Regions from separate parts of the Homo sapiens genome. Here region 2 is linked to region 1. A link is a contact called in ENCODE Hi-C data. All regions are on one chromosome and are shown on one strand. Each heading gives the region's core, a stretch centred on a gene start or an enhancer-like site at or near the end of the contact. The rest is flanking DNA. Distances are from core to core; before and after follow the strand shown.

The links. A loop is a pair of places that touch in the nucleus more often than their neighbours do. Pooled maps may share reads with other maps.
Region 2: a map of B cell shows a loop between it and region 1 (14-fold over the local background). The contact joins the promoter of PHLPP2 here to the promoter of VAC14 in region 1. A Hi-C loop is called at or near these places in 2 of 168 maps with a recorded cell type or tissue (B cell and naive thymus-derived CD4-positive, alpha-beta T cell) and 11 of 50 pooled maps.

The regions. Positions count from the first base shown.
Region 1 is chr16:70,798,734-70,805,390 of GRCh38, forward strand. VAC14 (VAC14 component of PIKFYVE complex) reads right to left here and starts at 2,425. Exons shown (of 19, transcript NM_018052.5): 1 at 2,064-2,425. The coding sequence starts at 2,167. HYDIN (HYDIN axonemal central pair apparatus protein) reads right to left here. Exons shown (of 86, transcript NM_001270974.2): 86 at 3,351-6,657. RefSeq lists enhancers at 2,111-2,733, 2,401-2,460 and a silencer at 2,131-2,320.
Region 2 is chr16:71,721,227-71,727,883 of GRCh38, forward strand. It overlaps PHLPP2 (PH domain and leucine rich repeat protein phosphatase 2), which reads right to left and starts at 3,475. Exons shown (of 19, transcript NM_015020.3): 1 at 3,103-3,475. RefSeq lists an enhancer at 1,812-2,313 and a silencer at 2,079-3,048.

The sequences.
Region 1 (6,657 bases), core at 1,175-3,674:
AGAGCCTCTAACAAGCTCCCAGGTGATCCTGATGCTGCTGTCTGTAGGCCACGCTTTTGGGCAGCAAGGTCCTGAGCCTGCAATGTTATTTCCCCACCGAAAATGTACGGTCATTCATTTATTCGGACACCAGCTGTCAAGTGCTGCCAGGCTAAGTGCTAAGGATAAATAAAACAGATACATAAACAGAACTCTCTGCTCTTAAGGAGTTCACAGTCAAGGCACTGCTGAGTTTCTCTAAATTCCACAAATCAAGGGCAATGTCCAATACAAAATGAACTCGATCAAAGACAAAACCCTTACAGAACTGTGTGCAGAGTGAGAACAGATACACAGGTTGCGCTGGAAGCAACAATAATGTTGAGATGAATACCTCTCTCTTCAAGGACTCAACAGACGACTCAAGCTACAATAAAACCGGATATTCCTGAGAAGCAGAGTGGGTGAGGGACAAAACTAGGTGTCAAGGCAACTTCAAAGCCAACAAAACCCCATGGACACGGAACCATGCCTATATATCATTTCTGGGTCCCTCTATTCAGTATGGCAATGTGCAATAAGACTTGCTAGCATTCGTGAGAGTCAGGCATAAACAAAAAGCTATATAAAAGGAGCAGTCAAGAAAGTGGTGTCTGATGAGAGAAGCAGCTAGATGGTTGTGGACATACTGAGTATGAGAGCTGAATGGAGGCAGGGTGGGGGATTTCTTATCAAGGTCCGAACCCTTTAGTTTAGGAGGAAACTAAAATCCAAAGCAACATTTGATTTGGATTGCAAGCAGCAGTTGTCAACCGGGGCAATTTTGCTCCTTCAGGGGACATTTAGCAATGTCTGAAGACATTTTTGATTGTTACAACGGATGGAGTGCTACTGGCATCCAGTGGGAAGAGGTCAGAGACGCTGTTAAAAATCCTGCAAGGCACAGGACAGCCCACTACAACCAAAAATCATCTGCCCCAAAATGTGAATGGTGCAGAGGCTGAGAAACCCTGAGTTAAGGAATTTGCCCCAGGTTAACGAATGAATGTCACACCACGGAATAGATTAGAGCAGTCCAATAGAGCATTCTGCAATGATGGAAACAGTCTATAATCTGTGCTGCCCTATATAGCAGCCAATAGCTACATGTGGCTATTGAACACTTGAAATACGGGTAGTGTGACTGAGAAACTAAAGTTTAATCTTTAATAATTTAAATTTATAATAGCTACGCACGGCCAACGGCTACTCTACTGGACAGAACAGAAATACAATTCACCTTTTCTGACTCGCAGACTGGTATTCTTCCAGTTTCACAGCCTGCTTCTTTCCAATTTTCTGAAATCACTCACTCACTTGACTTTAACACTAAAATGTGACTGGGAAAAAACCCACAAAAGTAAAATAATACTGCAGAAAAAAAAATAAATAAAACATCCCCAGTTAAACTTTCGCTGTTTTGTACATTGGGAAATAAAGTAAAATATCAGATCATTGTTACACATACATGTAACAAGACTGCAGAAGCAAGAAAGGTCAAATTATTTCTACTTCCACTTGCAGGGAAGGGTGTTATAACACAGATAAAACAAAAAACTCTCTGAGCCTTGAGATCACGAGTTTTCCGACCTGATTTCTCTACTTGGTCACTAACAATCTCCTTCACTTCTCAGAAGCTGGGTAAGAAACCAGGCTGGTCAGCATCACCTGCAAATTCTCCGGCTTCTGACTTCTCTCTCACCACAGAGACAACTCTCTGATTTGCTGGTTTGGGTGGCACCGCACCGAAGACTCACCATGTGCCATGCACTGTGCAAAGCACTACCCATACATGATGTCACTTCATTCTCACTGCAGCCCTTTGTGGCACCGGGAGGTTAAAAAGCTGGGACCAAATCACACAGCCAGTCAGGAGTAAAGCAGGGACTCCCAGATATGGCTCCCAATCTGCTCTTAAACACTGCGCTAAGGTAAGGGCCTAAAACCTGGGAAAGTAACCCTGGCTGGGAAGGCGTGAGAAGTCCCCCTGGGGAGCAGAGCAGTCAGGGGCTGCATAGCCAGGGAGGGGTCCTGGCGGCTCTTACTTCTCGATCTCCAGCGCTGCCACCTTCCGCTTTTCGTACAGCTTGTCATTGAGGGCGCGCACGATGTTAGGCGTGAGCGGCGCGAAATCCTTCTCGGGGTTCATGGTGGCAGCTGGGGGAACCTCGCGACTCCTTAGCCCGCGGCTGCCGGGGCCGCGCCGGGGCCAGGGGAGTCTGCGGCTCCGCTCTGCCCCCGGCGCCGGCGCATGGACCACGCCGCTCTAGGCTTGCCTGCCACGCTCCGCCGCCTCGCCCTGGAACCCGGGCCCGGACCCCGCTCCAGCACACCTGACCCTGGCCGCTTAACAACTCCCGCCCGGCACTAGCGGGACTCACGAGACAGCGGCCATGTTACTCGAGTCACATGACTCTACAGCACTTCCGCCTTCCGTCGCGAGGGCCCGCCCCTCTCCAGCCACGCCCCCACCGCAGGCCGCAGGTGGATTGGCCACGCCCTCGGAAGGCTCCACCCACACTGCACACACTATCGCGCTGCGCGCCAGGTAGCTGGAGTGTGGTTTGAGACGTGCTTTAATGGGTGTGTAGCTCACGCCCAACTGATGGCACGTGGTGGGCTTCTGTAGACGTTCGTAAGACCGAATGGGTTCTTGGAGTCTGATTCACTTAACATAATTTATTCAATAGTCACCGAATTCACTAGTTCATTCAGTAGTTGGTCACTTACCAATTTCCTAGATGCAGACGTTTCCCTAACTGCAGTAACACTGTCATCACTTTCACCATATTCTAGCCACTTGTATTATCTATTTAATGTTTTCCTCAAATCAACTCACTTTAAAAAATACCTTAAATCTCTTTTAGCTTTGCTTATGCCCTAAAACCATGAGTTTGAATAGGTATATTTTTTCTAAGACACATCAAAATAAATTCTCAATTAAAAATGGCACTACCTGTCTACCACCTAAGATCTCAGGTACCACCAGTGTCTGTCACTCCACCATTTGGGGGTGTGTTTAACATGCTCTGATGCCTAGGAGGGCTGGTTACAGACAGAGAGAAAGGCCCCAGATCTGCTGAGTGCGGGTCTCTAGATAGGTCCCCTGGAAAGCAGCCCCTTCAGCTGCTTCGGGAATCACATTACATGGTGAGACAGAAATCCCAACTATGTGGCAAAATATTTAAAAGCAATTTATGGCCGGAGTGTGGTAAACATGCAGTTAACAGGGAGGTGCATCAGCCTTTCCTATCATAAGCTTTCAGAGTGAACAGGGACTTAGGACAAGGGCTAGATTACAGTGGAGCTCAAAGAATAACAGTTTCAGAATGCATGGTGATACTTTTCTTTAATGAATGAAAAGTGCATATATAGGCCTTATAACAGTCTTGAAAATGGAGTATTTTCCTCAACAGAAACAGGGACGCAATGAGTAAAGGGCAAAAGTAGGCAGAATTCTAGGATGACCTCCAATATTCCCACCCCTTCGTGTTCATGCCCTGTATTATGCCCTCTTTCAGCGTGAACAAGACTTGTAAATATGATGGGCTATGCATCACTCACATGATTATATTATGTAATATCGCAGAAGAGATTTTGCAGATGTAATTAAGGTCCCTAATCAGCAGACATTGAATTAATAAAAAGAGAGATTAACTTGAGTCGGCCTGACCGAATCAAGTGAGTACTTAAAAGAGATTAGAAGAAATTTGAACTGGAAGAGAGACTCTCCTGTAAGGAGTTTAGTCATATGGCCACAAAGGAATGAATTTTGCCAACACATTGAGGGTCCTTGGAAGCAGATCTTTCCCTAGTTGAGCCTCCTGATGAGGATGCAGCTGGCCAGCACCTTGATTTCAGCCTTGTGGAACCCTGAGCTGAGAATCCAGTTCACACTGGGCTCTCAACCCATGGAAACTGTGAGATAATAAATTTGTGTTGTTTTGCTCTCCTAGTTTTGTGGTAATTTGTTATGCAGCCATAGAAAATGAATACAAAGGCTAATCCAAAACTCGGCAAGTCATGGATATATCATGTCTAGAAAAATCCATAAAAAATGTATTCTCCTATACAGGTGGGGTTTTCATAGTTGTTAAAACCTTTGCTGACACAATCCTATGAATGAAGGTAGGTGCGCTAACAAGTAGTAGTAGTGCTGCCAAGGACATCTCCAAATGTCTTGCAAAGTTTGGTTTTAGGATTTTGATGATGGTTGATGAAAAACACTGAAAAAATGTAAATCAATGGGAATGATTTGGTTCTATTTCTCCAATGTGTGTGCATTTCCACGGGACGCATATCTAATATATTTCATGTTTCTTTTGCTTTTTGGTTTGGCTTTTTCTTAGAGGTGAACTGAATTTCCCAAGGGTAATGATACAGTTTTTAATAATTCAAACAATAAGGAATTTTTTTTTTACCAGAAGTATTCTTTTCTCCTGAAATTATATTCTGGCTCAGGTTGCTAAGTAACCAGTTTTTTATTCAAGGCCCAGACCAATGCCTACCTTTAGGTCAGAAGTTCCTAGAAAGAAGTGGTTCTTTTCTCTAATATCTTGAAAAATGCCAACTAGGTAAGATTATTTATGCATAATTGAGCTAGCAGTGGTGGTAAAAATAAAGCCCAAAGGCTACCCTTGCCTTCCACCCTTGTTCCTCTTCTCTGACCTGTGACCATTCCTGTTGAAACTCTTCTAGACTAGGGGATAACTGATGTGCCTGACTGCATACTAGTCATTATTTCACAGTTACAATTCATCTGCATCTGTGTGATGCTTGGTTGTTATGCTAGAACTTGTAATAGTTCTGTAACAACTATTCATAATAGCTATTACAAGTATGTAAAAGTTATGACATAACTTGTAGCAAGAGGCTGCTGATGACATTGTAAGAAATTGTACCAAAATCTTGAACTGTGCAAAGCAGTTTCTCCAACAGCAATGTAATTGTAGCTGGAGTTTCAGGGCAACAGGGTTTAAGGTATTAGGTAGAGGTCTTGAAATGTAGCAGGCCCTCACCAATGTTACAGTATTGTCACCTCTGACTTGAGGCTCCTAAAGAAGTGGTTAGACTTAGCATGCCACACTCACTGGGGGCCCAGTGTGGAACGAGGCCAGGGAGCCCCATTCCCATGGTATTCTGTGCACAGTGCTCCTTGGAGTTCTGCCACACAGCTACCCTGACATTTTCTGAACATCCCCCAGTTAGAAGTCTCCTGGTCTGCTTTGCTGAGAATGGATTCTCCAATGTAACTTCCACAAGCATGTGTTGGAAGGGTTATTTTCATCAAGCCTGCTGTTAAGCTACTTTGCCATTCCAAATTTGCTAATATAAGACTATTTTGTTATTGTTTGAGGCTAAGGAAGCACGAGAAAAACCTAAAGGGAAGAAATGCACCCAATCTCAAACCAGCCTGGAAGAGGGTTCACACTGGGGCAGGATCTGAGCTTGGCTCTTGGTCCCAGGGAGAAGGAACTTCCTCCTCTCTCAGGGGCTAGGAGGATTTGGACCCTAGACTCAGTGGTGTTATAGGACCAACACGTTTGTGTGCCCACTGTGCAGTAACAGACCAATGCACAGAGACAGTGGGGATGCAGCAGAGAAAGTGATGATCAAAGGTCACTGAGTGATGAGATGGGAGGAGACCCTCAAATCCATCTCCCGGAAGAGTTCTGGACTGGGGTTTTTAAGGGGATCCTGGAGGGTGAAGGGCTGAAAAACCAGGTGACTGATTGGTTGGGTAAGACGGATGAAATCATCAGGATGTGGAAACCGCATTCTTTGGTGAATCAGCTTCTCGTGAGGTCCTTCAGATCAGCTGATGTCAGTTGTTTCACTGGTACACAGGACCAAGAATAAATATCTCAAACGGAAAACTTAACGTTTCCTAATGTTCAAGTTGTTATCTCCAGAGCATTGAGGGGAACTATGATCTTTAGCAGGGTCTACGTGATTCTGAAACAGCAGGCACCAAACAGCTATGAGGAAGCAGGTCTGAGCGCAGGCTGATCTAGTGATTAATGCTGAGTGTGCTGCAACCTGGGTTCGTTTTTGTTTCTCCCCCTCCCTTCTCCCTGATCACTTTTATAAAATGTATATGGACAGCTTCAGTGGCTTGGGGAAGCACTGGAACAGGTCTGAAGTTGGGGGAGTTGCCCCTAGCCACCCCAAGGCTGGCTATAAGCCATGCTGGGGCTGGTGGCATGTTAGACAAGATTTCAGACAGCTTCTTCCACCTTTTCTTTAGTCTTAGGGATCACTTGGTGTACCACATTGACCATTATTGAAAAAGTACACCCTTTTGAAGAGTAGGGTGAGGGACCAATTGCTTCCCTTCTCCTAACCTATACCTCTGGTGAATAGGTGGAAGGAGGCACATTTTGGGGAGGGTTAATTTCATCAACTAGGTCCTATGCAGATTTGGTAAGACTTCTCAGGACTGTAATGAAAGAGTTATGGCTGTGGGTTTGGCAAATGTCAAGTTTTGCCAGGTACCTTAAAGTAGCACTCTCAGCTGCAATGTGCATGCAAATCGCCTGGAGGTCCATGAAAATGCAGATTCTGATTCAACAAGTCTAGGGTGGGGCCTGAGGGCCTGCCTTTCTAACAAATTCCCAGGTGATGCTGATGCTGCAGGTC
Region 2 (6,657 bases), core at 2,225-4,724, 920 kb after region 1:
GGAAGCTAAGGCAGGAGGATCACTTGAGCCATGATCGCGCCACTGCATTCTAGCCTGGGCAAGAGAGAGGCTCTGCCTCAAAAAAATAATAACAATAATAACGTTTTGGGCTGGGTGCAGTGGCTCATGCCTGTAATTCCAGTGCTTTCGGAGCCCAAGGTTAAGAGGATCACTTGAGGCCAGGAGTTTGAGATCAACATAGCAAGACCCCATCTCTACAAAAATAAAAATAAAAATTAGCCAGGCATGTGCCTATAGTCCTAGCTACTTGAGAGGCTGAGGTACTTGAGCTCAGGAGTTTGAACCTGCAGTGAGCTATGATCACACCACTGCACTCCAGCGTGGGCTACACAATGAAGCTATGTCTCTAAAAAAAAATCTTTTTAAATTTTTTTTGGCATTAATTGTTTATACATACTTTGCTAAACACCCAAAACTGTTCTTGAAAAAAAAAAAATGAATCTCATGACACACACCGACATTAGCTGTAACTTCCTATCTTCTATAAGCTGAGTAAAAAAGTTAATCATTACTAAAAAAAAACCATAAACCCCAAATTGTAGGAAACACCTGGAAAATTTACAAACCTATGGTCCAGCAATTCGCTAAATAAATCTGGGGGCACATTTTGAAGGAAATTTTCCAGTATCCCAGGATAGATGGAACTGGATCTAGTCTGGCTAAGTTAGACTGGCTTAGTTATATTAGCCTTTTGAAGAATATCTGTATTATCTGACAATAATGTTCATGATTTGGTATTAGGTATAAAAGAGTTACAAAAAAGAATGAAGTTTTGGAAGGGTCTTCAGAGAAAAATGAGTGGGAGATGACTCTTCCCAATTCAGAGTATTCTACTGTAATACTTCTTTTCCAGCATCACTTGGCACAATTCAACCACTCAGCTACTTAACAAAACTGTATGAGGCCGGGCGTGGTGGCTCATCCTTGTAATTCCAACACTTCGGGAGGCCAAGGCGGGCGGATCACTGGAGATCAGGAGTTCAAGACCAGCCTGGGAAACATAGCGCAACCCTGTCTCTACTAAAAATACAAAAAAATCAGTGGGGTGTGGTGGCGGGTGCCCGTGATCCTAGCTACTCAAGAGGCTGAGGCAGGAGAATCGCTTGAACCCTGGAGGCAGAGGTTGCAGAGATCGAGTCACTGCACTCAGGCTTGGGTGACAGAGTGAGACCCTGTCTCAAAAAATAAATAAAAAGAAAAAAAACTGAGAGGCAGTAGCACAAAAAATGTTTTATATTTTACAGAGTTCTAGTTTACGTTGTTCCATGGATTCACTGGGTTCTATTATTGTTTTTCCGTGTTCCCATCTTTGTAACATCGTACTAACCTTCATAACATGTAAATACTGCTGAACCTCAATCCCAATAAACTACTAAAGGATTTTTAACATCATACGTTTTGTTTTGCAATGTATTTTTGAAACACATCAAATTTAAATTTTCTTTCCTTTCCATCCTTCTACTGGGCAAGTTTCATATCCTGAATTCCTCATGTAGAACTCTAGAAGGAATTCCATTCCACCTGCGGAAGGACACCTAGTTTACGTATTTGACCTACAGAAAAATTTCTCTGCAACTCTTTCAAATGCTAGTAAAAAACTCCACCCAGTCAGCCTCCCACAACCCCTCCCTTTAACCATCTTCTCCTCCCCACTATCGCCACCCTACCTTGTGCATTCCTTCGTAAACTTACTTCTCATCACCTTCAAGGTTCCACTCCCCTCTTGCCTACATCTGTTTTCATATCCTCCCACTCCCCCAATTCCTGCCAAGAAGCCCCGCTAGCTGCCTGTTGCATAACGGCTCCCCCATTCCGTCTCCCTCGGCAGTCGGCCCCGCTCCCGGGAGCAGGAATGCCCCTTTCGGCCCGGCCCCTCCTCCCTTCCGCAACACGCCCAGCAAGTCCCCGCGACGCAGCTCCAGCGGGGATTCTCTCTCCAAGCTGGGCGGGTCGTCCTTGCCGGCTGGCACCTCGGGTAGCGAGCCCCGAGGGCAGAGGAGCCGGCTCCACCCGGCCTGGCCCCGAACCCTCCGCGGCGCCGGCCAATCGCCGCTGCCATCCTCCCGCTGGGGTGATGTCTTCAGGTGTCCGGGAGGGGAGAAAGCCCTGCGTACTTCCAGCCCCGCTCCTGTGCCAGGAACCGGCGGCCCTCCGAGCCCTCCGGAGCCGGCCTCCGGGCCCCGAGCGCGGCGAGGCAAGCAGGGGCGGCGAAGGGTCCGGGTGGGCGGCGGCTACCCGCAGCCCAAAGGCGTGGGCCTGCGAGGCGGGCGGCGCGCGGCCAGGGATGGGCAGCAGCGGGGTACCGAGGCGCCGAGGCCTGGACGCGGGCGCGGCGCGGAGGCCTCGGCGTCCCCAGCCGGGTGTGGGGCGGCCGACTGACTGACGCCGGGCGGGGGCCGCCGACTGCCTCAGCCACTGCGCGGGGCGGGGGCGGCAGCGGCCTCTAGCCTCCCTCGTTCCCTCCCTAGTCCGCTTGCCCGCTCGCCCGCTCGCTCGCTCGCTGGTCCATCCGCCTCCTCACCTTCAGGACCCGGATCCCTCCCGGCCGGCGGCTCGCGGGCGCTTCGGGCGGCTCCGGGGGCTCCAGCGGGCCCGCGGGCCCCGGCTCCACCTCCCCCATCGGCGACCCAGGATTCACAGAGACGCCCGGCCCGCGCGACGGCGTGCGGAGCCTCGGCGGCGCGCGCGAGCAACCGGTGGCCCCGCCCCCCGCGGCCCGCCGGCTCCGCCCCTCCGGCGGCTCGCCAGCTCCGCCCCTCCCGCAGCCCCGCTGGACCTAAGCAGCTGCCGGCGCCGAGTGGCCCGGGCGCCACCGAGCCGCATTCCGGCCGCGGCCCGCGTGGCGGAACCTGGCACCACCGCAGAGCGCTGGGCCTCCACTGCCCGCCGCCCTAGGCTTGGAGGACTAGAGCGCAAGGAGGGGTATTTGCTGCTTTCCCCGCCCTCTAAGAAACCCGCGGGAGAAAGAAGCAGGTGGCGCCGGCACCTGTCAATTGTGACAAGACGCTGCCCTCCGCCAGGGTGGCTCTTGTAACTTCCCTCACCTGCCAAGCCGTTGAACGAACTGTTGAGAATACTCACCTTGGCAAGGCCTTTTCTCTTCCTTATCAGAGATGCGTGCGACCTTCTTAAGCAAATTCAACCCAACCTCGTACAAAACGTCCGCTCACCTCCCAGCCATGTTTTAATTCCCTTGCCTCCTCCTGGAGCAAAATTATCAGAATTCGGTGCTCTGCTTCAAGCAGTAATATGGCCTGTGACCCGGTTTATGATTTATTTGCAAGGCTGATTCAGAAAAAAACTTTTAAAAGTTAACTTCTTTTCTTTTCTTTGTTTTGTTTTTCTTTTCGTTCTCGCAGTGATAGTAGTTTTGTTGCCAATGGGCCAAATTTGGAGTCAGCCAGCCTGTTTCCAGATCTCCCCTCTGCCCTTCTTTAGATCTATACCCCTGTGCAAGTTACTTGATCTAAGCCTTTCGTTCTTAAGCTGTGAGAAAGAGATTAAAATCTGCCAAGTAGTTATGATGAAGATTTAGTGCATACAAAGTGCCTAACGTATAGTGGGGATCCATAGTAGCCATTATAATTCCAAAATTCTAAATTGAAGATCCAATCGGTTTCTCGAAAAGTACTCTGTCGATTCCTCCTAAATTTTCCTAGGAAGGCTTCTAGACTTCCAGATTTTTAGGGCTTCCCCTCATACATAGGGTGTTGAATCTTCAAGCAACTTGTAAGGAATTAGACAGCAAAAAACAGTAATTTCTTCACTTTCATAGAACTGTAATTCCAGTACTTTGGGAAGCCAAGGCAGGCAGATTACTTGAGGCCAGGAGTCCGAGACCAGCCTGACCAACATAGCGAAACCCTGTCTATACCAAAAATACAAAAAAATGAGCTGGGCAGGGTGGCGCACGCCTGTAATCCCAGCCACTTGGGAGGTGGAGGCAGGAGAATCGCTTGAACCCGGGAGGCGGAGGTTGCAGTGAGACGAGATCGTGCCACTGCACTCCAGCCTGGGTGACAAAGCAGGACCCTTTGTCCCTATTATCCATTGCTTCAGTTTGCCTCATTCAGACTAACTGTATGTCTAGAATAATTGCAGGCTTAGTACAAGACTTTTAGATTTAACAGAGCAGTCTGTGTCCCCCATCTGAGATATGTATCCATTTGGAGATATTTTAAATGCCAGGACCAAATTTGGCTCTTGCAGGTTCCGACCCCTTTCTGACCTACTTTCTCCCTTCACAAGTTAGCTTTGTATATACCAAAATTCCAATCTCCAGTAATCTTCATTTCTTGGCCTCATTTTAATGCATTAAAAACGATTTGTCACTGTGAGTCTGGTTTAAGGTGGGAGAAAACTCTTAGGTCATCCACCTCCTGGATTTTCCTTCCACCTTGAAATTATTTTCAGGAAAGGTACTCAAAGTAGTTGGATTCCCATTTCAGTGCTTACTGGGTAATTTCTCCCAACAAGAAAACTGGTATATAAGCAATAGGCACCAATATGGAGACAGAAGCAAATTTTAACAAGGGCAGGCAAGCAGTGATAAGAAAAAAATGTGGTTTAGAACAAGTGTTTCTGGCTGGGTGCAGTGGCTCATGCCTGTAATTCAGCACTTTGGGAGGCCAAGACGGGCAGATCACCTGAGGTCAGGAGTTTGAACCCAGCCTGGCCAACATGGCAAAACCCCATCTCTACTAAAAATACAAAAATTAGGCAGTGTGGGGGCACGAGCCTGTAGGCCCAGCTACTCAGGAGGCTGAGGCAGGAGAATCACTTGAACTTGGGAGGTGGAGGTTGCAGTGAGCCGAGATATCGCGCCACTGCACTGCAGTCTGGGTGACAGAGGGAGACTCTTGTCTCAAGGAAAAAAAAAAGTGTTTTTCAAAAGCCTTTTATATTTTTTTTATTTTTGAGACAGGGTCTCGCTTTGTTGCTCAGGCTGGAGTACGGTATGGACACAATCATAGCTCACTGCAGGTTCAACCTCCATGGGCTAAGGTGATCATGCCACCTCAGCCTCCCAGTAGCTGGGACCACAAGTGAGCACCACCCTACGCTTGGCTACTTTTTGCATTTTTTTTGTAGAGATGGGGCTTCACCATATTGTCCAAGCTGGTCTCGAACTCCTGAGCTCAAGCCATCCGCCCACTTCAGCCTCCCAAAATGCTGGGATTACAGGTGTGAGCCACCACACCTGGCTGTAAGAGTCTGTTTCTTGAGGCATTATACATTACCTTTTCCAGATTTCATGAGTAGAAGCTCTTTATTGACTGACTACACAAAAAGGAAAGATCTTGTTGCAGAACTAAAGTTTCAGCTCATGCTGGGGAACAGCAGTGGTGAATAATTGTTTAATTAAAGGGATAGTAGGCATAAGCATTGCTATTTACTTCTTCATTCTGGCAACAGTAGTTCCTCTTTCAAAAGGGAAAACATAAAAAAAAAAACCCATCCGCCCAAAAGTTTCAGGGGCTAATTTATGATGTAACTACCTTTAATGGTTCCCATGATTTAAGATCCAATTCAGTAGTGACAACCAGTTGATTTTTTTCAAATCATGTAGTGCCATTAACATTTTATACTTTGTTTCAAAGGTCACATATTGATGTTCTCCCCCAGTTCAAGGCACTGTGCATTATGTATGCCAAGGGTTATGTAACTACAATTTCTGGAAATGGTAAACAGCTGAGACTAACCCTAAAAATAAATTCCTCTGGGATTTTTTTTGTGCGAAAATCCATCTGCCCTCACTGCAGGTTCATCATTACAAAAATCACTGTTTAGCTCAAACCAAGAGACAGAGAAGTCATCATGATCTCTCCTTTCTGTCTCCTTCCTGTAGCAGCTGTGCTTCCCCTCTCTGGTATGTACACACGCACACACCTTCTTTATGCCAGGAGCTTTTCCAGATCTTCACTACAAAATGGGAAGTCTGGAGAAGGGAAGCTCATGCCTATCAGATGTTGGGAGAGGAAGCAGATGAGACTTATATTTACTTATTTATATCTAGTACGCACTCCAGTGATCCACAAAGTCATCTTTGGGCCTAAATCCCTTGTTATTCTACCAATAGGTTAAGCAGATTTGGATATTCCTAATTTTGGTTCCAAATAAACAGGCAGTGTTTACCTAGCTTCAAAGTTTGGAGAATTTTTCTGTGAACATTTTGATATTTTTCAAATATGGGGACAATTGAATTGACAATTGAAGACATAGGATAGAAAACCCTTAAAAGTGATAAAAATTAATTTGGTGCTTCTGAATTGAAATTCAGATCTGAATACTATTTGTTGTATTGTTAAATGTCTATTACTGGCTAAACTTTTCTATTTTCCTCTAATTACATGAAGGTGCCAACTAAATTTAATATTAGAAACAACTATGAATTTTAACTAACTCATACATAAGATTATAGAAATGTTGCTTATCAAACAGTACCAAAGGGCACTTCTGCATAAACTAGATAACTGCCAGGGCCTACACCCTTCCCCTTTTCAATCGGGACTATCACACTCTCCCCTTTCTCAATCAAGGGACTGTCAGGGATCATCAGAATAACAGAAAACCTAAAGCTACCAACCTCCAAAACACAGAGTTGACAGCCAGGCACAGTGACTCACGCCTGTAATC